Linked DNA regions of Mus musculus: regions 2 and 3 are each linked to region 1. Evidence: chromatin loops called from intact Hi-C (ENCODE). Cell type or tissue: left cerebral cortex. All regions are shown on one strand. Region 1 holds the start of Rrh (retinal pigment epithelium derived rhodopsin homolog). Region 2 overlaps Sec24b (Sec24 related gene family, member B (S. cerevisiae)). Region 3 has its middle 18 kb from the start of Sec24b.

Region 1 (8,000 bases):
GCGTTCACGGGTGAGTATAGGTTAGAGATAATGCTGGGAGGTGGTCGATGAACAGACACTGTCTAGGAAGGATGGCCGCAGTGCAGCACTCAGGAGAGCTTCAGGCCCCATCTCAGATTTAAACTACTGGCACAGGGTTACAGGAAAGGTGGCTGCTCACCACAAGCATGCTGTGCAAATAGGGATAGAAAAGTAGACTAGTTTCCAAGAGGAGTGCTTAGCTGTGGTCAAGTACACATACTATTCAGAGGATTCAGGAATGGGTAGTCAGCTGTCAAAGAGCTTATGGAATGGCGGTCCCAAGAGCCAGATTGGAACTGGAAAGTAGATGGAGACAACTTGCTAATAGCAAGTGACCACTGGTTGTAGATGGAAAAACTAATAGAATACTTTCTTAAAATAGCTAATTTACCAAAGTCTTCCCAATTGTACTATAATTCAGATAATTTTCTCTTGGCAGCTCTCTTAAGTGAAAATGTAAATTTTTAGGACATTTTTTATTTAAAATAGGGTTGAATTTGCCTTATTTTTATGTGTTTTTGTGCAGTCCACAGCACTGTCTTATGTGTCTTTTGATCTTCACAGAAATTTGTGATAGGTACTTTTATCTACATTCTATATATAAGAAACCTAATTAGAGGGAGGAAAGACTAAGTCCTTGTCCAGAACCATTCAGTATAAACGCCAGGAGTGGGGTTTGAACCTAAGTAGATTCACCTGTAGCATACTGCCCTTGTCATACTAACTATCACTCAACTTGCAGTTCTATATAGACCCATACAAGCTGCTGCCGCTGCAGAGGTTTCTGCCTCGTCCTCCTGGTGAGAAAGGACCTCCCAGAGGTGGCGGCGGTGGCGGCAGGGGAGGTCGAGGAGGAGGAAGAGGAGGCGGTGGCCGAGGTGGTGGAAGAGGTGGTAAGTTACTGTGAGGGTTTTAATGAGATTTTGTAGCCACAGTTTAATTTTGCACGTAACCAAAATTCTCTTACCTTTATTTCTCTCTCATGCATCAATATGGGTAGAAGTGCTTTGTTTCCATAACTTAAATAGAAGGAAGAAAAATTAGCATTACCTTTGAAGGATTTCAGACATTTGGGTTATTCGTGTTTTAATGGAGGTGTTAATAAGAGCACCCTCACCCATTGCTTAATGACAGATATGTTCTGAGGAATGCATGGTTGCATGCTTCTGTGGTGTACATTACACAAACACTCTTGTAGAACGTCGTCACTCCCTAAGGTCCCTTGGTGCAGTCGAGTAGTAAGATGGAGTCAGGTGAGATGGGGCAGGCTGCTCTAGGTACGCTTCCTTTGATGAGATGTACTGTAAAGTCGCAGTGTAAAGGAACAGAAGTGAATACACAAGCTGCAAACAGTTTTTAACTATCATGGAGCATTGTGTGCTGTACATAACTGTGTGCTTCACTTCTGTACGACTGGGCTTCTATATTCCCTCATTGCCATGAGCATGTGAGTAATGTCTTACTCTAATGTGCGGTGGTAGAATTTTCCCCCTCCATGGTGTGGGAGACTTATGCATGACAGACAGTTCACTATTTATTATATGACTGTATAAGACACCCCCTCCTCTTTTGGTTTTACAAGGCTTTCTCTGTATATCTGGCTGACCTGGAACTCTCTCTGTAGATGAGACTAGTCTCAACACACAGAGATCTGCCTGCCTCTGCCTCCCCAGCTCGGGGATTAAAGGTGTGCATCACCATCGCTTGGCAAGAATTTTTTTTTTAACTGAATTATAATTTTTAGCTATCAATGAGTAGTAATTTGATTATATGCCAAGAGGTGGTCGTATATGTACTTACTATGCAAGTTTATTCTTTTAGTTCCTTCAACAAGTTGTGCATGCAGTGATCTCTATGTACATGCTGTCACACATGCAAGCACACATGGAAAACAAATGTGAGAAATGGAAGAGGGGCTAGTCTTAGTGCCTTACTGCCCCACTGGGGAAATTGCAAGTTCTCTATTTTTATCCTTTAAAAGGTTTTGTAAAAATATAGTAGATGAATTTATATTTAATTTTTATGATTATAGGAATTGTAGAATCTTTACAGTTTATCAGAAAATGAGAGGCTATAATTAACATCTGTTTCCTTTTTAAGGTGGTTTTAGAGGAGGCAGAGGAGGAGGTGGGGGCTTCAGAGGAGGAAGAGGAGGTGGCGGATTCCGAGGTGAGTGTGACCAGAGATGTCTTTAAACAATTGGAACTGTAGCTTGATACTCTCTGTTGTTTATTTCCCTCCACCAGCAAGCATGGAGAACACTGATATTCTTGGCTTAGTTTATGGCTCTTTACTACACAACTCTTTATTGCTTTCTCTTAGTTCTTCAGCAGGTTCCTGTGTTGTGTTAGTAATTTGAAGCAAATGTATAATACAAATGGCAGTAGTGTTTGTTTGGTAATGTAAATGTACAGAGGATCACAGGAATCCCTGCTGATTTTAAGGTTCAAGTCTGGATACTAGCACTGTTGCAAACCCGCTTATTTTTTATTTTATTTTTTTATCAGGAAGGGGACATTAGCTGTCCAGTTGGCAGACCTGACCACTTGTGTTCCCGCTGCGTGGCCTGCTTCTGCTATGGTTGACGTCTGTGTCTGGAGCAGTCTTGAGGAGGCCATTCCGTCAGTGGAGCTGAGTCAGCAGCATCGCGTAGAAACAAGGGGAGCAGGGCAGTTAGCTCTGCTCAGAGAGGAGAACCCCGCTTTGTACAGAACCTGGCACTCTGTGGGTGCTTAGAGAAGACAGGACTTTTCATTTGAAGCATATTTGGATTTTTTAAATAAAATTTTTTATTTCCTTAACTTACGTTTATTGAACGGAACCTATTTTTTGAAGTTTGAAAGAAAGAGCAAAGCTTAAACCCATTGGGTTACAGATAGAAACTCTGGTGGTGGGTAGGGTAGGGTGACATTTGTCTAAAATATACAGTGATCCTACAAAGCAACAAAGGTGTCGTCCGTCCTCAGTGAAGTCAGCCTGTTGGAACAGTGCTTTAGAATTAGCATGGCCCCCGCCTTCGGACAGGGGCTCACCAGCTGTGTTTGCTGTGTTTCACTTTTGTGTTTTATAGGACACAGGATAAAGCTATTTCAGTTAGTAAGTATTTAACATTTTTTTATTACAAGTCCATTAAGATTTGAGTGGCTCTGTTCATGTGAAAACTATAGTCCAAGAAATTTAGGGGTAGAAATTTAAATGTGGGTTATTAAAAGTTTTCTGAAGAATTTTTTTTACATGGAAGACTGACATGTCTTCATTTTAAGTAAATATTTGACTACCTGTCACATGTTCCAGTTCCTGGCTAGGCATGTCCTAGATGAGATTGGCTTTGGCCTCCATCGCTGTCAAGAAATAAGCGCGGCCAGCTCAACATGGAACCGTGTGCCAGCTGGCACTGTTTCTCCCTCACTGGTTACTTCTCATGGATGGCTGCTGTGGCAGGAGTGACTGGTTCTTAAGTACTTGTTTTAGTAGCATGTAATTGTGCCTGTGCCTGAGTTCTCCCCACTTTTCTTAATGGAATCAGTGCTGTGATCTGGAGGCCAAAGTAAAGGCCTGGAGGCCAGAACAGGTGAGAGCTCACATCTCGGTCTGGGTCCACAGGTAGAAATGGCATGGACTGAAGAGTCGCTGAAGTTAGCTCTCAGTGACACTCGCACAGGCACACCTCCAATCCTTTCCAACTGTTCCACTACTAGGGACCAAGTGCTCAGACATGAGCCTAAGGGCACACTCTCATTCACACATGAGTTTGGGAAGGGCATTAGCGCCAAGGACCAGTGCAACCTTACTAAGGGCTGTTAAGGTGACAGAGGTGAAAGATTGTAGAAGTCGGTGTACAGACCACCTGGACATTGCACACTGATATCCCAGACTGACTTCAGATTCTGTGTAGCCATGGCTGACCTCGGCTGTTAGGGTTATATAGTGTGGTTTCCCTTTTACGCTACGTAACTAGTTAAACATTGCTGTGTCTCACTCCCCTGTGTCTCTGGGGTTTGGTTGAAAGATTTCAGTTCTAATCAAATTCAAGTCAATCCCACTACCCGAACTTTGAGGTACTGAGATTTACACAGTAGGCTCAGATTCCTGGTGTAAGTTCTTTTTAAGGTATTCACATTTTAGAACACTGGAGTACTGGTCAGGTAGGCCACCCTGTTCCCTAGACTGAAAACTGCAACTAAGAAGGCCTCTAGAGAACCCGTGATGAGCAGATACGCCCTCTAGTGGTTCTATTAGACTATACAGAAATTGTGACTTGAGCCTTGCTTTGAAGCTCTACTGTCTAAACTTGGGAATTATGATGTTAAAAGGTAGCCTAGGTTCCTCTTTATCCTAACTGTGCATGTTCACACTAGGTTTTTATGTGTCCATACGGACTATCAGGATTATCGTGGCCTTGCTAAGTTGAGTGGTTGACTAATGTGAGCTCGTGAATGTCAAAATACAGAATTAACCAAGGTGGCATAGAGCGTGGTGTATCCATGCTGTAGAACATTTAACACTTGGCTATTACAGCCGAACTGGGTTTTATGGGATGGTATTTAGGGGGAACAGGCTTCATCATGTGTGCGTTACAGACAGACATACTGGTTACATATAACAGATGACCTCATTTTTGTTTAAAAAGAAAGAAGTGGCAAGAACCTCAAACTCTTAGCTCAGGCAATATTGGTGTCATTCATCCAGGGATTTAGAAGTATGGGAGTTGATAGTGTTATTGCTAAGGAAAATACATGTTTGCGTGCGCGCGCGCGCGCACACACACACACACACACACACACACACACACACGGACCTGAGATGAAAAAAAACCAGTGTGTAATGTGTTAACAGTTGGATCTCTAGTACAAAGGTGCAGTCCCTCACCTGAATAGCTACAGAAGATAACGGAACAGCTCATTTCAGGGACTGCTTTTGGAGTTGGGTTTGCCTGTGGTTTTTTTGCTAGACTAGGATGTGTTTACTTGGTAATCTGCTTATAAATACAAGCCTGGACCTAAAGTGCTTAAGATGTGAGGCGGTTGGAATTTCTTTGTTTTACTAAGGAGATTTTTCTCTCATTCTAAGAATTAAAATCTTTTCCTCTTCAGCCCAATTATGTATTAATGGACAGTCTTTGTGAAAAGGCCTTTCTTTGAGGTCTACAAGCGGAAATGATTTGTTCTGAAAGAGCATTCTTGACCGATCACCATTGCTGAGGGCTGCTTCAAAGGTGGTCTTGACTTTCCAAAATGCTGAGTGAGGCTTCGGATTTTAACAGCTCGGGCTCTAGGAGCGAAGGTTCTGTCTTTTCAAGGACTGAGCACAGCGTCATAGCGGCTTACCTGATTGTGGCAGGTACGGGTGTTTATTCAGTGACCTGCTTCTCGGGTGGGAGAAGAACTGAGGTGGTGGGCACAAGGGTGCAGGATGCAGGCTAGCTCAAACATGGGGTGGGCTGGGGTTGTAACAATCAGAAAATGGACATGGGAAAATATGCTGCTTCCTGACGGAAGGTTTTTGAGCAAAGAGGGACAAGAAAACTTTGTATCAAATGAAGCTTTAAAATAAAACTTGTCCGTATATTTGGTTTTTACCTTAAATTCATGAGCAGAGTGTGCATCGTGGTTAAAAGCATGCTTTCTATCATTTATGACTCTCATGCATAATTTGCAGTTTTCTTGGTAGGAAATAGCTCACGATTAAAACGTACTAGAGGAAACGCTGAAGTTTAAAGCAAAAGATAGAGGCTGCAGATCTGGTGTGTAAGTTCAGCTCCTCCCGCAGGCAGCCACGGGAGGCGGCAGCTTTGAAAGTGGGCCCAAGGGATTTCAGCTTTTTACTCTTGCACGGTCTCCTTTGCAAAATGAAGATAAGAATCAGGGATCCACTGAGCTCCTTATGAAGAGTATATATAATCAAGGCCCCTAAGGGACATGGGTACAAGGTATGCTCTTGTTGATAAAATTATCAGATTGAGATGAAGGCTTGTTTGTTGAAAAGGAGAGAAATGACAGAAACTGTACCAGTGGCCGGTGTGACTTTTATAACCAGCAATTACTTGATCTCAAACTTCACAGAAGTGGCGAGTTTTAGTAACTGTTATGTTGGGTTCATTGCTTTTCGGATTGACATTTATGAAAAATTCAAGTGTGTTTCCAAAAACAGTGAGAAATATATCTCCATGTGTCTTCATAACTACTTATTTTTACCTCATAGTTGACGTGGGCTATAGATAACAATTTCCTTTTAATTTTAGTGGTACCGTAACTAGTTCATTTGAATACTTCTGGGTGGTAAGAGGCAAAAAGTGAGCCCCCAATTCCAGAATTACACTACACAGAGGCACTGTATACAAGTTTTGGCTCCATTAAATATGTGACAGGGGAAATCTAACATTAATCTGGCATTTTGAAGCCTGGAACAGGAGAATTGCTAAGGATTCCAGAGTCACCTGGGCTCCATAGGGAGACTGTCACAAACAAACAAACAAACAAACACTAAAACAACAACAACAATAAACAAACAAAAAAACTGGTCATGAGATTAGTATGGGAAGGAAATTTCCTAAGGAACTCTGGTAGCTGCGTTTTTGTTTTGTTTTCCTAGTTCATACAGATGAAGAGCTGAGCGGCTGCGTGGCTCTGAACAGAGGCCTTTTGTTAGGGCTGTCATGTGACTGCACCGGTCAGTTTTATTAGGAAACATCGGAGCATGCGTTCTCTGCGTATGTTTTCTCGTAGAGGACTGAAGGAAGTGGATCTAAGCTCTTCCTGCATTTGTTCTGTGTGTGTCGAGTATCCTGTAGTCTTCCTATCCCCTCAGTTTCCTCCTTTAACAAAACCCACTGAGCTCCCAAATAAGAATGAACACTTTGAGCTGAGGAAAAGGCGCACTTAAGTATCATTCCACTTACCGTTTTTACCACAGGCCTGTGTTTATTATTTTTACCATGGGCCTGTATTGTTGTTGTTGTTGTTGTATTACTGTAGAGGTTAATTATTTTGTATATGTATTTAATTAATTAGTTTTTTGAACCAGGAGCTTGCTTTATTGTGTCTACTAGGCCAAGGATGGCCTTGTACTCAGAGTCTTCCTGATTCTGCCTTCCGAGTGTTGGGATTACAGGTGTATTGCCACCCTGCCTGGCTTCACTGTAATTTATCTGTTTTTACTTACGTGTCTGTGTGTGTGTGTGTGTGTGTGTGTGTGTGTGTGTGTGTGTGTGTGAGAGAGAGAGAGAGAGAGAGAGAGAGAGAGAGAGATATTATTACCACATGATGTCTACAGAGGCCAGAAGAGGATGTCAGGTCCTTCTTCTAGGACCTGCAGTTACAGGTGGCTATGAGCTGCCCCACACAGGTGCTAGGAACAGGATTCAGGTCGTCTAGAAGAGCAGCAAGTGCTCCTAACCTCTGAGCCATCTCTGTACCCCATAAGATGTCATTTAATCACTTATTTGGATTTGAGCTCACTTTTACCAGCTTCCATTGCTGCAGGCCCTATGTTAATTCAGTGTGCATGAGCATGCTCTCTGTACCACTTACAGCTGAGAATGGAGAGGATGATACATGTGTGGACTTGAAATAATTCGTCCTTGGAGAATTGTAAAAGTGTGAGAGGTTGGCTGAAAAAGATAGACTGATGGGTCTTCTGTCTGCCCATTGGAAAGTACCTGTAACCAGGGAACTAATTCAGTGCTTAAGACAGCTAGAGGAGTTGGCTGAGTATCCGGCAGGGATGGACCACAGAAGCTGGAAGCCTACAGGGAGTCACCGAAGGGTTAGAGAGGGACAATATGATCTGACTTGCATTTCAGAAATGTGTTGTGATGGTAGCTAAGAGGCCATTCAAGTAGGCCACTGCAGTGAGCTGAAGTCCAAGAATAGGGAGCACTGCCTGACGTCTGGGGGTGAGGTGAGGTGGAGAATGCCACCTGTCAGTGATGCAGTTCACAGAGAGGGACACACCTGGAGAAGAGCAAGTTTGAGGTGGGA
Region 2 (8,000 bases), 170 kb before region 1:
TGGTACCCATCTGACCAGCAGACCTGCAGCTCCTCTAGCCTCGTTTGCACTCATACCCACACACTAACAAGATCAATTATTGTTTTAGTGTTTAGAAACCTACCCTAATCCTTTTATTTACAGATGAAAAAAAGTAGTGTCTTGTCAAAGGTTGGATGGCTTTTTAGAGATCAAACTGTGGCTTGATTTTCTGTCCCCAGTGTCATTTATTTTCTTTCTTTTTTTCTTTAATATATTTTTTATTGGATATTTTATTTACATTTCAAATGTTTTCCCATTTCCAGGTCTCCCTTTTAGAAACCCCCTATTGCGTCCCCCCTCTCCCTGCCTCTATGAGGGTGCTCCCCCACCCACCCACCCACTCCTGTCTTCTTGCCCTGGCATTCCCCTACACTGGGCATTGAACACCCTCAGGCCCAAGGGCCTCTCTTCCCACTGATGTCCAACAGGGCCATCCTCTGCCACATATGCAACTGGAGCCAGGGGTCCCTCCATGCGTACTCTTTGGTTGGTGGTCCAGTCCCCAGGAGCTCTGGAGGGATTTGGCCAGTTGACACCCAGTGTCATTTCTGTGATACAAGTGGAAAACTTAATTAAGCTATTATAGCTTAGTGTGCTTGTGAGTAAACTTAGATTGCAGGGGTAACAATTCCTGTGTAAAAGTTAGGTGGAACAGAAAAATGTAAGCAGCACCACATGTGTGTGTTATTGTTTAGTTTACACACGGACAAACGTACTTTGTCTTCACACACACAGACAGTTAACCTGGGCCTTTTGATTGTGATCTCTGTGTAATTTAGTGACGTGAGTTCCTCAGGTAACTGTCAGGGCTGGGAGGGAGGCCTTCAGCCTTCCCCACCAGTCGAGTGACAGGATACGGCAATGGTCACTAGCACTCACTCTCATCAGTCTGATGCTATCAGTCGGCTCAGTGTTCTCATCTGTGGAAGATAAATATTCAAAGTCATATGGATTGTGTGTTATGAGAATTGATCATTCAGTTTATATAAAATAGCTAAGGCAGTGAGCCATGAACATTTGTTTTTTCTTCTAGAGGTGAAGGTGGTGAGAATCCCACTCATTACTTTCTGCCTCAGTTTCCAAAGTGTTGGGTCTGACCCATGTTCCTTGTAATGCCTTTTTAATAAACACTGGGTTTTATTACTCTTAGAAATCTGGGCCCATACGCTATTGGTATATATTGGTATATAATGGAATAAAGTATATATCCTCCTTGTTATCAGAGAGACATATACTGTGTGCATAACCAAAGGCTCTTTATGATCTGCTGGCTTAGGTGGTGCACCATCTTGGCCCTGCAACCGACTTTTATAAGAAGCTCGCTTTAGATTGCTCAGGGCAGCAAACTGCAGTGGATTTGTTCCTTCTAAGTTCACAGTATTCTGACCTTGCTTCTCTGGGTAAGACAATGTTGTTATGTTACCTACGTAAACATTCTTACATGTAATTAAAGCTGGGCTCTTCAGGAAGCATTCTTAGTACTGGGGGAGACAGGCAGATGGATCAGATAGGCAATATTTGTGACGATTACCAGTGAACTCTAAAGCCAGTAAACATGAAGAAAATGCTCTTACTCTGCTTTGTAGCCCTTAGCCATTCAGCAATGAACTTCAGTGTTTGCCATATTTTATGAATGTTTCAGGCTACAGTTTAAACTGCTCCTGTCTGTGTTGGGCTTATTCATAACAGATTTTTTTTCATAATTTGGTATCTGTACTACTGTTAAGCAAGTAAATTATCGTAATTGTCTAGCTAATACTTGATGTATTTCTCTCTAAAGCTTGCATGTCCAAGTACTCTGCAGGGTGCATATTCTACTATCCATCTTTCCACTCTACCCACAATCCTTCGCAAGCAGAAAAGTTACAAAAAGACCTAAAACGGTACCTCACGAGGAAGATTGGATTTGAAGCTGTTATGAGAATAAGATGCACTAAAGGTATGGCTCTGGGAAAAGTGTGTTCCTTACATTCCTGTGTCAGTCAGTACGCATGCTCAGACCCATGGTGACGATGGTTTATCATAGAGGACTTCCTGTTCGATCCAGCAACCCTGTTTGAAATACAGTTAGGAGTAATCTTTGACCACCTCCGTTTAATAACTAGAATAAGGGGATAAAAGCAACATTTTGGTTTATTGAAGAAAAGCAGGAGGAAAGCACGTGACGAATTGTTTGAGAGTGACGTGACAGTGGGGAGAACAGGAAAGGGCTTAGCTGACGTTTAGCTGATAGTGTCCTTGGGGTACCAAGTGTTTGGGGGTAATAATCTCTGGGCTCTAATCTCTCACTTTACACCCAACATAGGGAAGCCTCGGTTTCTTCGTTTTGTGTATTATATTTATGTCTGATCTAGACTTGCATGTAGACTGTGATGGTACGTCTAGGTATAAATATAGGTGGACTACGTAGGCTCCCTTTAGAGAACGGGTGGGTTTGTTTAGTTAGAGCATCGGCCAGCGGCTCGGGCTGCGGGGAGGGTGTTGCTCGTGCTGTCTCAAGCCCATCCCCTTTCCCCTCAGGGCTCTCAATGCACACTTTCCACGGGAACTTCTTTGTCCGCTCCACCGACTTACTGTCTCTTGCCAACATCAATCCTGATGCTGGGTTTGCAGTACAGTTGTCAATCGAAGAGAGCCTGACAGATACTGCCTTAGTGTGCTTTCAGACAGCCCTGCTGTACACATCTAGCAAAGGTAATGTTCTCCAAACTGACATGGCTTGTGGCCATGGGTCCTCTTTCCACTTCCGTTTTAGTAGAGAGAAAAGCATGTTGTGCCGTGAGGGTGATGGCATTTGTTGTAGGTGACTGTATGTTGTTTCTTTCTCTTCATAACTCACATTTGAATCCTTACATAATACACCTTCAAAATAGATTTGTTACTTATGTATGCATGCCCGAGTGAGTTTATGTGTACCACATGCAAACAGAGACTCAAGGGGGGCCCAAAAGAGAGGGTTGCATCTCCTGGTCCTAGAGTTGCCAGTGCTTGTGAGCCAGCGTATGGGTGCTGGGAGTCACCAGGTCCTCTGCAAGAGCTGGAATCACTTTTAACCACCGAGCCACCTCTCCAGCCTTGTTTACAGCGCACTTACACGGATTTTTGTTATGTTTAGTTACTCTGTGTGGTGTACTCAGGAGCAGGAATGCCACAGTGTGCACGTGGAGGTCAGAAGGCAACTTGCAGGCATCAATTCTTCCTTTCACAAGTGACTCTCAGGGCTCAGACACAGGTCCCAGGCTTGACAGCAAGTGTCTTTACCTGCTGAGCTGTTTTACCAGCTGTGAGATTTTCTTAGTTGGTAGAAAATTCAATTTTCATCATCATGTTTCTCGCAAGCACAGAGGCCGCCGTCCTTTGCATTGGGATAATTGCATAATTTAGAACAACATTACAGTGAAACTAGAAACTCTGGAGAGGTGGCTCAGCATTTAAAGCCCTTGCTGCTTCCAGAGGCTGGAGTTCTGTCCCCAACACCCCATAGAGCGGATCACAGCTGTCTGTGGTTCCCAACACCCCATAGAGCGGATCCAACACCCTCTTCTGGCCTCTGTGTGCACATGCACACGTGTATGTGTGTATATATGTGTATGTGTACACACACACACATATATACATATTTATACATATGTGTGTGTATACATACATACATATATATATACATATATATATAGTTATTACAAATAAAATCTTTGTAAAAGATCAAAGCCAACTAGAAACTACCGTGTAAGATATATGTTCATAGTTTACAGGATTGGAGAATCTCTTTTAGATTTATTTTATCCTATATGTGTGAATTTCTTGTCTGTGTGTATATACGAGCACTATATGCTTGCCTGGTGCCTGTGGACGCAAGAAGCGTGCATTAATTTCCTAGGACTGGAGTTACAGACAGTTGTGAGTTGCCATATTGGTGCTGGAAACTCACCCTGGGTCCTTTGCAAGAATAGCAAGTGTTCTTATCGTCTGAGCCATCTTTCCAGTCTCTGGGGAATATTTTATTTGAAGCATGCTAATTAGACTGGGGGTGTTGCTCAGTGCTATAGTGCTTGCCCAGCAGTTCCTAGCACCAAAAACCAATAAAAGAAGGCGCTCAAAGAGTATTGAAGACAGCTCTTTCTATTCTAGCGTGTTGGTGCTGGTGCCAGAACAGCCGTGCGAGTGAGCTGGTGATGCTTGCTCTCTCTTAGCCTCGTGTGCTTGACCGCTGTGCTTCACTTTGTTTAGGCGAGCGGAGAATTCGAGTGCATACACTGTGCTTGCCAGTCGTAAGTTCCCTCGCTGACGTTTATGCAGGAGTGGATGTGCAAGCCGCTGTCTGCCTTCTCGCCAACATGGGTGAGTAGCATATGATAACACGGGAAATGCCTAACCTAACCTAAAACCAAGCTGGGGACTTTCTACTTTTCTTTTTTAAAAAAAAAACTATAGAAATCCCTCAATTAAAAAAAATTTCAATGCATTTTTATCTATTACAGGATGAATTAGACTGTTCTTACATTTAAAAATTAGTTCCTAGATTAAATCTATTGGGGGATTGTGGTTTGTAAAATACAGGATCCCCTTCAGCTAATATGTAAACTGTCCACGTCCACACTGTAGACCACACGTCCACACTGTAGACCACACATCCACACTGTAGAATACAGCTCAGCTGCGAACAGGAAAATGCAAATGTGACTCCAAATGCATGACCTTCAGTAGAAGGAAACTTATGGAGAACAGATTGCCAAGACAGGGACAGAGAACTTTACTGCCTGGTGATTGGGCTGTATTTGGCACGTAGCTGCTGTAGAACTACACTCAGAAAAGTATATTTCACTCTGAAGCTTAAAGAAGCCTTCAGCATTAATATATTGCAGAGGGTTTTGTTCTTAATGTGTTTTCTTTCATGGATAAACATGCAGTGAACCTTGCTATTTCTCTCATACACTAGAAAGCAGCCATTATTACTAACTTGATGCAGAATTATAATAGCATTGCTGACAGACACCTGGTCGTCCCACCTCACTGGGCAGCACTAGGAATTGAATCAAGGACACAAGGGTTATGTCACTGATCCACACTGCACCTCCTCCAGGATTTTAACATGTAGAAGGAACTCTGCACACGTGTGTGTGCACGTACATGAGCACACACAAGAGAGCACTCCCTGGAGCCCAGAGGCTGAGCACACTCTTGCTTTGGTTGCTTTGCAGCTGTGGACCGCTCAGTGTCATCGAGCCTGTCGGATGCCAGGGATGCCCTGGTGAACGCTGTGGTGGATCCCCTGTCTGCCTACAGCTCCGCCGTGGCAAGTGTGCCCCGCTCCACCCTGACAGCACCAAGCTCACTTAAGCTGCTCCCACTCTATGTTTTGGCACTTCTTAAACAGGTAGTTCGTTCGTTCTCTCCCTCTCCCTCTCTCCCCCTTCTTCCCTCCCCTTTCTCTGCTCTCTTAGCTAGAGGATTATGTACTTTGGCGGTTAAAGACTTTTGAAGACTGGGGGAAAATGTGGGATATGGAGGTGCTCAGAGGCAACCCTGACCCCTGTCAGCATATGTCCTTCGTCCTTCATTTGAATGAAAAGTTTGAATTATGACGTGGTCAAAGCCAGCCCTTCTCTGCTAAGGGAAAGGTCTAAGGTTTACTGACTGTGTTTCTGTCCAGTGTTGTATTCTGTTAACGGCATTGTGAGATACAACAACCTGAAGATTGTTCCTGTTTTTCCCGCAAGAACAGGATAGTTGAGAGAAACTAATTTACTTTCTTACCTATTAAATATCAGCTGAGTCTTGAAATCCAGGGTGGACTTGAAGACTAGCTTTCCAGTGACTGTGTGACTCGCTCTTCACTTCGTACGTGTGTGCTTCACTCTGATCACGTGTCTCCTTCCTTGCAGAAAGCATTTAGAACAGGGACAAGCACACGCCTGGATGACCGTGTCTATGCCATGTGCCAGATGAAGTCGCAGCCGCTTGTGCATCTCATGAAAATGATTCATCCCAACTTATACAGGATAGACAGGCTGACAGACGAGGTGTGTACGTGAGCGAGCACAGTTGATGCTTTTGTCTTGGTGTCACTCCTAACTTTGTAGGTTCGTTCTTCCATGCTCTTATCTGTGGAGATAAACATTCAAATAGGGACTTAGAGATCTAGGTACATGAGAGGACCTTCAGATGCCGTCAGCCTGTGGGAGGGAAGGAACTCAGCATGGGCTTACTTTTAATATTTGATTCAAAGCTAAGTTACCGAGTGATCCCCATTCACATTTTGTAGCTATTGGCAGTTTGTGATGTGACCAGATTGCAGTATTAGTTACACAGTAAACCAGGTCTGTTATCTAGTAATTAATTAAATGCACAGCTGTGTAGTATCTTTTCTTCCTCGTCTTCAGGCTGTGTTCTTTGGGCTTAATATTCATTCCATGCATAGTATTATGTTGTAAAAAGTAGCAGTCAGCTGTGGTAGGTTTTAACAGTGACCTCAGAAGGGACTTGAATGAGACAAAGGATCCAGGTGACATTCTTACCTTTCAAATGGGAACCCATTTGAACCTCTTTCTCCTACTGTGGAGCCATGGTTCTCAGTCAATAGGGTTTTCATTCTCTGATACGGAAGCATCGAAGTTTAGTGTTGTTAGTGCAGATCTGCTCTCTGGCTGAGTTCTCCCTTCTCTTTTCAGGGCGCCATCCACGTGAATGACAGGGTAGTACCTCAGCCACCGCTTCAGAAGCTGTCTGCAGAGAAGCTGACCCGAGAAGGCGCTTTCCTCATGGACTGCGGCTCAGTAAGCATCACTCCCAGCCAAGGTTCTGCTCTGCCTGCCAGACAAAGCTCCCAGTCTGGCCCTGTTGTCACCTAGCAGACAGGGGTATAGTCAGCTGTGACACAGGAGTCTGTGTCTGGCACAGGGGCTTAGTTTACTTTAGATCCCATAGTAGGACAGCACATTAGCATAAAGTAGTAAATAATCAGAGTTAGATATAGTCAGAAAAGAAATTCCTACCACCCAGAACCTTACCATCAGAATCATAACATTCAAATGCAGCTCCAGAATTTCTTTTGTAGTTCAACTTATATCCATTGCTAGAAATTCTGCCGGTGGCTAGAGGGTCAGAGAAGTCACCATTGCTCAGGAGTGGAGGCAGGGGTATCCAGTAGTCAAGACAAGTGAACACACCACGGAACTCGGGAGCTGAGGGGGATGGGAAGGAAGGCCAGGGATTAAATCTTGTTAAAGCAGTGCATTCCTTTTGGGAGCTAAACGAAGGCCTGGAGAGACAGCGGCTCACTGAGTCGGGTGCCAGCACCCACGGGGCAGCGCACAGCCGCCTGTAACTCCAGCTGCAGGAGATCTGCCTGGGGACACTGACAGAAGAGATCTGCCTGGGGACACTGACAGAAGAGGCACACAGACATTCATATAGGCAAAATACTCACACATAGAAAGACTATAAATGAAGTATTAAATTTTTCATTTTATGCCCACGAGTATTTTGCCTGCATATCTGTCCATGTACCGTATGGGTGCCTGGCACCTGGAAAGGCCAGAAGAGGGCTTTGGCTCCCTGGGGCTGGAGAGGAATGCTTGTAAACCACCATGTGGATGCTGACACCAGACCTAGGCCCTCTGCAAGGGCTAAGAATCTCTTAACCGCTAAGCAATCTCTCCAGCCCCTAAATAAATAAACCTTAAATGAGGAAGAATGTAAAATATTACAAGAAGCCTTAAAATTTAAGCAAAGACAATGGGAGCTGCTTTTGATTCTTCTCCTTTATGGTCGTTAGATTTTGTGTGAGACAGTGTAATGATGATATGTGTGATAACCCCCCATCAGTTGTGATGAGTTTTCTCTTAGGGAGTTGAATGTCCTGTTCTGCCCCCTCCCTTTTAATGTTTCAGGTTTTCTACATTTGGGTTGGCAAAGGCTGTGACAGTAACTTCATAGAGAACGTGCTTGGATACCCTGACTTTGCATCAATACCACAGAAA
Region 3 (8,000 bases), 260 kb before region 1:
GTGTATGTGTGCATGTGTGTATGTGTGCATGTGTATGTGTGCGTGTGCATGTTCACATGCATGTGTGTGGGCTCATGTGGTGGTCAGAGGACAGCTTTCATGAGTGGGTTCTCTCCTTCCACCTTAAAATCTGGGGATCAAACTCAGGTTGCCAGCTTTGCCAGGCAAGGGTCTATACCCGCTGGGACATCTTGCCCATCCTGGTTTGCTTTTCCGGGAATCAAGTGTTTTACTCATTGACCATGTCACTCATAGTCCCTTGGACACAAAGCAAATGCATGAACAAGTATCTTACTTGTCACTATGAGGAGGAGGGTGGGAGGGGGCAAAGAAATTGTAACTAGACAGAACTCACCAAGCAGGGTCAGATGCCCACTGTACGGTCTTGTAGGAACATGCCTAAAACTGTTGGGCTATCCCTAATTCTGAGCATTGAGTAATCCAGTGTAGATAGGGTCAGGTCCAATGTGGCTTGCCATCATGAAAGTCTTAGAAAACGCATCCTAACCGTATGGAATGTTGCCTCGCCCTATGTAGCTCACTTAGTAGCAGCCCATCAGTTGCTGTAAGATCACATTAACTTCTTTCAGATGATATTTGCTAAGGACAGGGTCTTACTATTGAGCTCTGGATGACCCGAAATTTGATGTATATAGATCAGGCTAATCTTGAACTCAAAGATCCACTTGCCTTCCAGAGTGCTAGGACCACAGGCTTGTGCCACCTTACCTTACATCTTTAATAGTTCTTCAATTGTCACTATTCTATTTTTAATGGATGTATCATTCTTGTTCCCAATGCATTGTGGTCATATCCATCCCTCACTCCCCTCTCTCATCCCTTCCCACTCACTGGCCTCTTCTTCTCAACTAGTCCCCTTTCCACCCTCATGCCCTCAATTCCTTTCTGTTTACTTGTTTGTTTGTTTGTTTGTTTGTTTGAGGCTCTGTGCAGGCAATTGCAACAGCTGTGTGCTCATGATTGTCTACAATATCTGCATATTGAAGCAGCAATAGCACAAATACATGGCTACCAAGCTGGCTGCCAGGAGCATATGTTGTTGTAGGTGTGAAAATGTAGCTCCTTATTTATTATATACATATATTATTCCATACATTATATCTACCCCATCTCATATCATTTGTCATATTTTATAGGACAGGGCATTGAACTTGCCATGTATGTAATATCTCACTATAGAAATTAACCAGGAAATAGAGACAGAAAGCTAGTTCAAGGCCTCAGCTATGCAGCAAATTCGAGGCCAGCCTGAGCCTCAGGGTTGAAGGAGAAGAACGCTGATAGCAAAACATTTCAGAAGAAAAGGCAGAGAGAATGTGAAGGGTGGGGGCTGGGGAGAGGGGCTGTGAAACGCTGTCTTCTGGATGTGATGGAGCCACACAGTCAGGGTCTCTCAGCGTCTAAGGCTGCCTGCAATGGATCTACACAAGACTGGGTCAGTCATTGATCGAGGAACGTCTTCAGAGCCTTACTCCTCTCTGCCGAGCTAGAGGATCCTGACAGATTCTGGGAGATGGGTAGCCATTGTCTTCTGTGGTGTATCTGCTGAGGAAGCCACCAGGTTCTAATAGACAGTTTCAAATTCATCGTCACACAGATGACCCAGTGAAATCCAATGGGCCACAGAGGAAAACAAAAAGCCACAAATGTGGGAAAGAGATGGGGCCAGCAATGGGGGTAGGAAGAGAGATGGGAAAGGGGGATTCGCGTAATCACAATGCGCTTCATGCTTTGACAAGTAGAAAATTGTCACGGAATAAGTTCAAAGAAATTACTTTTTGAAAAAAGAAGTGGAAAAGAAAAAAGAGAAGTTAATTTCAATAGATATATTTATTTAATTAATTAATTAAAATGGTCAAATAGTATAACAATGACATGCCTCATTTTCAAATGTCCATCGTGTTCTTAAAGTCACAAGGATTTTAACAGCTGGACCCATGGCTCAGCCTAGTCACCATGTGAACGGCCACATGCAGCAGGTAGAACGCTGGGAGAAGCTGGGAGAAGCTGGGAGACTCTGGTTACCACGGCTGCCGATAGCCTTTTTTTTTTTCCTCTGATACACCTTTCTCCAGACACCCCAACACGTAGCCAAATTATATTTGTCTTTTGAGTCAACTTGTGTGCAGGCAACAATACTATATGCTATCGTGTGGACCAGCACCCTAGTCTGGCTTTCCCCACTGACAATACAGTGGGGTATCACACATCTGAAACACAGGGTAAGCTGGAAGACCACTAGCTGGCGGGGCTGGGGTGTCTACTACACCACCTGTAGCCACCACCCTCTGAGCCTTCCTGCTCCCCACTAAAGTAGTGACAGTACTGAGTTCTGCTGGAGAAACAGGCTATCTCTTAGTGGGAACGTCCAGTGGTTTCTGCTTTTTATCTGTCTCTAGGCTGTACCTGTGGGGAAGCTTAAGCAGCCGGGTAGCTTAGTCCAGGACTCGAGTGACCTGCTTAATCGTTACAGAAAGCACTTTCAACCACTTGAATTGAAGTCCTCTGAAGAAGCAGGTGGGGTCTCTTTGCAGCTCAACAACCTGCCCATCACCAAAGTTCTTGGCTTCCTGCTTCTTCAGGAAAGTAGAGACTGGAGGAGTCACCCCCTTCCCTGGGTCTTGCTGCTTGGGTATAGCAGAGGGAACGAAGAGAGAATTGTCCCAAGGGTAGAATTTTTTTTTTTTTTTTTTTTTTTTTTGGTTTTTCGAGACAGGGTTTCTCTGTGTAGCCCTGGCTGTCCTGGAACTCACTTTGTAGACCAGGCTGGCCTTGAACTCAGAAATCCGCCTGCCTCTGCCTCCCAAGTGCTGGAATTAAAGGCATGCGCCACCACGCCCGGCTCCAAGGGTAGATTCTTAATGCTGAACGTTCTAAATGAGATGAATGGAACTGGATGTAACACAGACTTGCCTGTGGTCTTGAGTGAGCCCACCTCACAGACAGCTCTGTTGATGTCGGGACTGTTCCCAGTGTCACACTCTAGAGCGTAAATTGAAGGAATCCAGCAGAGATAGAGACTGTTGACTATGTTGGTTCTATATCAAATGCCTAAAATCATTCCACATTATTATAATTATGATATTATAATTATTGCCTGGAAGTAAACTATTTTATCTATTTAGTTTTTATATTCCACATGTTCCTTTGGGATCAAATGGCATTTCAGATCAAATGTCTCTCCCTCAAGTCAGACTGTATCTGTCCACTAGATGGCAATGGAGGCCCACAAACATCTTTAGACCAACAGGCCTAAGAATTAACTTTCTGGTCTGCTTTAGACAGCAGATGCTGGTGAGTATGTGGAGAAAGAGGAACACTCCTCCGTTGTTGGTAGGATTGCAAGCTGGTACAACCACTCTGGAAATCAATCTGGAGGTTCCTCAGAAAATTGGACATAGTACCACCTGAGGACCCAGCAATACCACTCCTGGGCATATACTCAGAAGATGCTCCAACATGTAAGAACACATGTTTCACTATGTTCATAGCAGCCTTATTTATAATAGCCAGAAGCTGGAAAGAACCCAGATGCCCCTCAACAGAGGAATGAATACAGAAAATGTGGTACATTTACACAATGGAATACTACTCAGCAATTAAAAACAATGACTTCATGAAATTCTTATGCAATTGGAGGATATCATCCTGAGTGAGGTAACCCAATCACAAAAGAACACACATGGAATGCACTCACTGATAAGTCAATATTAGCCCAAAAGCTTTGAATACCCAAGATAAAATTCACAGACCACATGAAACTCAAATAAGAAGGAAGACCCAAGTGTGGATGCTTCAGTCTTACTAAGAAGGGAGAAAAATAATCACAGCAGGTGGAGGGAGAGAAGGATTTGGGAAGGAGAGAGGAGAGGGATGGAAAAGGGGGCTAGGATCATGTGTGGGATGAGACAGCAGAGATGTACAGAGGGTTAGGAAATTGAACAGAGGTGTGTGGCCATGGGGTTGAGAAACTGGGGATAGCCACCAGAAAGTCCCAGATGCCAGGAAAGCAAGAGCCTCCTAGAACCCAATGAGGATGAGATTAGCTGAAATATCTAACAAAGGAGAGAACCTGTAGAGACCATATCCAGAGGTTAGGCACGGCCCTCAGTTGAGGGATGGGCCACCCACCTATCTCAAAAATATTAAGTCAAAATTACTCCTGTCTAAGGAAATACAGGGACAAAGAGTGGAGCAGAGACTGAAGGAAAGGCCATCCAGAGACTGCCCCACCTGGTGATCCATTCCATAGGCAGACACCAAACCCAGACACTATTGCTGATGCCCAAGAAGTGCTTGCTGACAGGAGCCTGATAAAGCTGTCTCCTGAGAGGCTCTGCCAGAGCCTGACAAATACAGAAGTGGATGCTCGCAGCCAGCCAACCATTATCGGACTGGGCATGGGAAACCCAATGGAGGAGTAAGAGAAAGGACTGAAGGAGCTGGAGGGGTTCGCAACCCCACAGGAAGAAAAACCATATCAACCAACCAGACACCCCCCACCTCAAGCTCCCAAAGACTAAACCACCAAACAAAGCGTACACATGGAGGGACCCATGACTCCAGCTGCATATGTAGCAGAGGATGGCCTTAACTGGCATCAATGGAAGAGGAGGCCCTTGGTCCTGTGGAGGCTTGATGCCCAGCATATGGGAATGCTAGGGTGGTGAGGTGGGAGTGGGTGGGTGCATGGGGGAGCACCCTCATAGAGGCAGGGGGTGGGATGGGGTTTGCAGAGGGGAAACTGAGAAGGGGGTAACATTTGACATGTAAATAAATAACCACTTTAAAAAACCCTCATTTTTAGGTGAGAGTGGTAGCTCATGTCCTTAATCCTACACTCAGCAGGCAGAGACAGACAGATCTCTCTGAGGTCAAAGCCAGCTTTATCTACACAATGAGTCACAACTATACAGTGAGACACTATCTCAAACACCAAATCAAAGGGTTGGAGAGATGGCTCAGCGGTTAAGAGCACTGACTGCTCTTCCAGAAGTCATGAGTTCAAATCCCAGCAATCACATGGTGGCTCACAAACATCTGTAACTGGGATCTGATGCCCTCTTCTGGTGGGTCTGAAGGCAGTTACAGTGTACTCATATAAATAAAAATAAGTAAATCTTTAAAAAACAAAACAAATAAAAGTAAGTCTTTAAATGGAAGAGAATACTTGCATGTTAAAGCCTCAAGTGTTAATCTTTGTGTAGAAGACCTTTTAAAATATTTTTAGAATTTTTTATTTTAGAAATCTCAATTTAATTTTTAAAAGCCCATTTAAAATGAGATATGTTAGTAAGTAATTTTAGTAACTTAGCTAGGTTAACATTTTCTGGTTCTTATCTTAATTAAATCAAACTAGATTAACCACCATGATTAGTAAGTTTGGTAAGGTGGATTTTGATTAGTTTTTTTTTTTTTCTGTGTGTGGAACGTTTGTTTTGTTGGGGAGGGGGCATGCTTTTGGAGGTGGGGTGTTTAGTTTAGGGGGCTGTTTTGTTTTGATGCTGTTGTCCCAGGTAACATTCTTTGAAGCGCCTAGCTTGGGAACGGATAGAAAGTTCTATTCCCTGAGATACTTGCGATCTCCTCCTTTGCAGACCCAGCTATGACTTAGAGGAGAACTTTGTTCATGGGCAGCAGCGGCAGCTGGAGACAGGACATCAGTGCTGGACTCTGAAGTCTTTGGGGCAACTCCCCATTCTTCATGTGAGACTCCTATTAGTAGTGCATGGACTTGACGAAGAGTATTCGGATTTCAGCTGTGCCGTGTGTAGAGTGATTTATTTTTTTCAGTTGTCTACATTATACGTAAATGATGTGCTAATTTATATAAAATAAGGCCTGAACATGGTAAATGCTCCCCCCAAATGGGAACGAGGTATGAAAGATGCCACAATGAATAAGGTAAAAGCTATCAAGCACCACTCCCTGACATCTAACTAGGACCTCCATATGCACATACTTAGACACATGAACCAACACCCACATAAATGCACATGTGTGCACCACACAGATCCAAACAGAAAATAACCCACACAGAAAACTTCCACAGGTTTGATAATGCAAGTACTAAACTATCACATTGTACCTCCAAAATATGTACAATTATTATGTGTCGATTTTGAGAGAGGATTTGATCAGCACATTATAGGCAAGTATCAACTTTCACACAATATCCCAAAAATGTACAATTATTACATGTCAATTTTTCAAGGAGCTGTTTTGTAAAATAAAAACAAACAAGAGCCGGGCGGTGGTGGCGCATGCCTTTAATCCCAGCACTTGGGAGGCAGAGGCAGGCGGATTTCTGAGTTCAAGGCCAGCCTGGTCTACAAAGTGAGTTCCAGGGCTATACAGAGAAACCCTGTCTCAGGGGAAAAAAAAAAAAAAAAAAAAAAAGCCTAGTATGATGGCTTACCCCCAACAATGCCAGCACTTAGAAGGAAGAGGCAGGGGGATTGCCCATAGATTTGAGCTGCATTTCATTTCTCAAACCTGCCTGTACCTAAACAAAAATGAACATGAAGTTTTTTTTTTTTTTAAAGAAAAAGAAAAGAAAGAAAACAAATACGTGAGGGACTCGGAATCATTCCATGCATGAGTATGCTGTGGTGGTTGAGAGTAGTAGAGGAACCAAGTTCAATTCCCAGACACCTGCATGGCACTCACAGAGTAACTGCAGTTCCAGGGGGATCTAAGACCCTCTTCTGGCCTTGATGGGCACTTCACAAATGTAGTATGTATGATATTCTCTCTAAGTGAATTGATATTTTTAACAATTGTTTCTTAATTCTTTTTTTCCACAAATTTCTGTGTATAGACATTTTGTCTGCACCATCTGCAAGTCTAGTGTCCTTGGAGGGCAGAGGAGAATTCTGCGGACCCTGGGTGTCAAGGTCACATAGCTGATTGTGAGGAGCCGTGTGGGCACTGGGAATTGAGCCTGTGTGCTCTAGAAGAGCAGCCAGAGCTCTTAACATGCTATCTCTCCAACCAAGGTTGGCTCTTTCTTTCTCTCAATATGTAGCTAAGGCAGGCCCTGAACTCATGGTCTTTCTTCCTCCACTTCTGGAGTTATTAGGATTTTAGGATGTGCTACCACCATACCTGGCTTGCCATTTTTTAAATCTGGAATTATTTTGATGGGGGAAGGTAATAAAGATAGTTCAATGCAGGCTTAAACTCGAAGATTAGAAGGCAGGCATTTGACAGATAAGATGCACCCAAGATTCTCTGGGAGTGAATCATAGGAAGTAAGACAAACCTCCAAGTGTGGTTAGGGTGCCTCAAGGGAGAGTTGCTAAATCTGGTGGGGTTTTGGTTTTGGTTTTGGTTTTGGTTTTGGTTTTGGTTTTGGTTTTGGTTTTGGGTTTGGGTTTGGGTTTGGGTTTGGGTTTGGGGTTCTTTGTTTTTGAAAAAAAATTAATTTCACCTTTCTTTGCACACCTAAAGTTTATTTTATTGTATTTTTTAAGGTTTTTTTTAATGCATATGAGTGTTTTTCCTGAATGTCTGAATGTGCACCACAGGCATTCCTGATGCCCGTGGAGTCAGTTCCCTGGAACAGGAGTTACAGATGGTTGTGAGCCACCGAGTGGATATGCTGGATCAAATCCAGGTCCTCTGGAAGAGCATCAGACCTCTTAGCCACCAAACCATCTCTCTAGCCCTGAATTTACCTTTTCAAAATGAAAAAAAAAAATGTAAACAAATTCTCTATCATTCAAAATGCCCTTGGACTTGCTGTCTGGGGGTGATCGTGTGTCAGGTTCTCCTGTTCCCAGATAATGGCAGTAGAGAGCACACACGATGATTGTAGGACTTCTGCGACATTCCGGGCCCCTTAGGTGGTGTTATGGCTACAAACTAAGAGTGTTTTTACAGAAAAGGAAGACAAGGACGTTTGAAGCCAAACCAGGCTAGTCTGAGGATTATCCTCAGTCCCTCAGCTGTCCTCAGATCTGAGGGGATCCACTTTC

The links. Peaks named below come from ENCODE experiments on the same cell type or tissue, not always from the same donor. Only the 100,000 strongest peaks of a DNase experiment are listed, where the experiment ranks them.
Region 2: it touches region 1 in a loop (2.1-fold over the local background); 2 of 42 quality-filtered maps call a loop at or near these places.
Region 3: a loop joins it to region 1, with 9 times the contacts of the local background. A loop is called at or near these places in 22 of 42 quality-filtered maps.

The regions. Positions count from the first base shown.
Region 1 is chr3:129,819,738-129,827,737 of GRCm38, reverse strand. Rrh (retinal pigment epithelium derived rhodopsin homolog) reads left to right here and starts at 5,233. Exons shown (of 7, transcript NM_009102.3): 1 at 5,233-5,361. The coding sequence starts at 5,256. Gar1 (GAR1 ribonucleoprotein) reads left to right here. Exons shown (of 7, transcript NM_026578.3): 5 at 764-914; 6 at 2,122-2,190; 7 at 2,529-2,826. The coding sequence ends at 2,542. In left cerebral cortex, a CTCF peak has its summit at 4,240 (motif pointing left); DNase peaks (open chromatin) are centred at 4,252 and 6,690.
Region 2 is chr3:129,987,690-129,995,689 of GRCm38, reverse strand. It overlaps Sec24b (Sec24 related gene family, member B (S. cerevisiae)), which reads left to right. Exons shown (of 24, transcript NM_207209.3): 15 at 1,298-1,421; 16 at 1,802-1,960; 17 at 2,542-2,715; 18 at 4,249-4,359; 19 at 5,220-5,395; 20 at 5,904-6,041; 21 at 6,690-6,794; 22 at 7,911-8,000. Among named protein-coding and RNA genes, the nearest start is that of Mcub, 21 kb to the right of the region's middle. In left cerebral cortex, no CTCF peak of the experiment used is centred here; DNase peaks (open chromatin) are centred at 4,056 and 4,278.
Region 3 is chr3:130,075,234-130,083,233 of GRCm38, reverse strand. No RefSeq gene overlaps it. Among named protein-coding and RNA genes, the nearest start is that of Sec24b, 18 kb to the right of the region's middle. In left cerebral cortex, CTCF peaks have their summits at 3,234 (motif pointing right) and 5,115 (motif pointing left); a DNase peak (open chromatin) is centred at 3,254.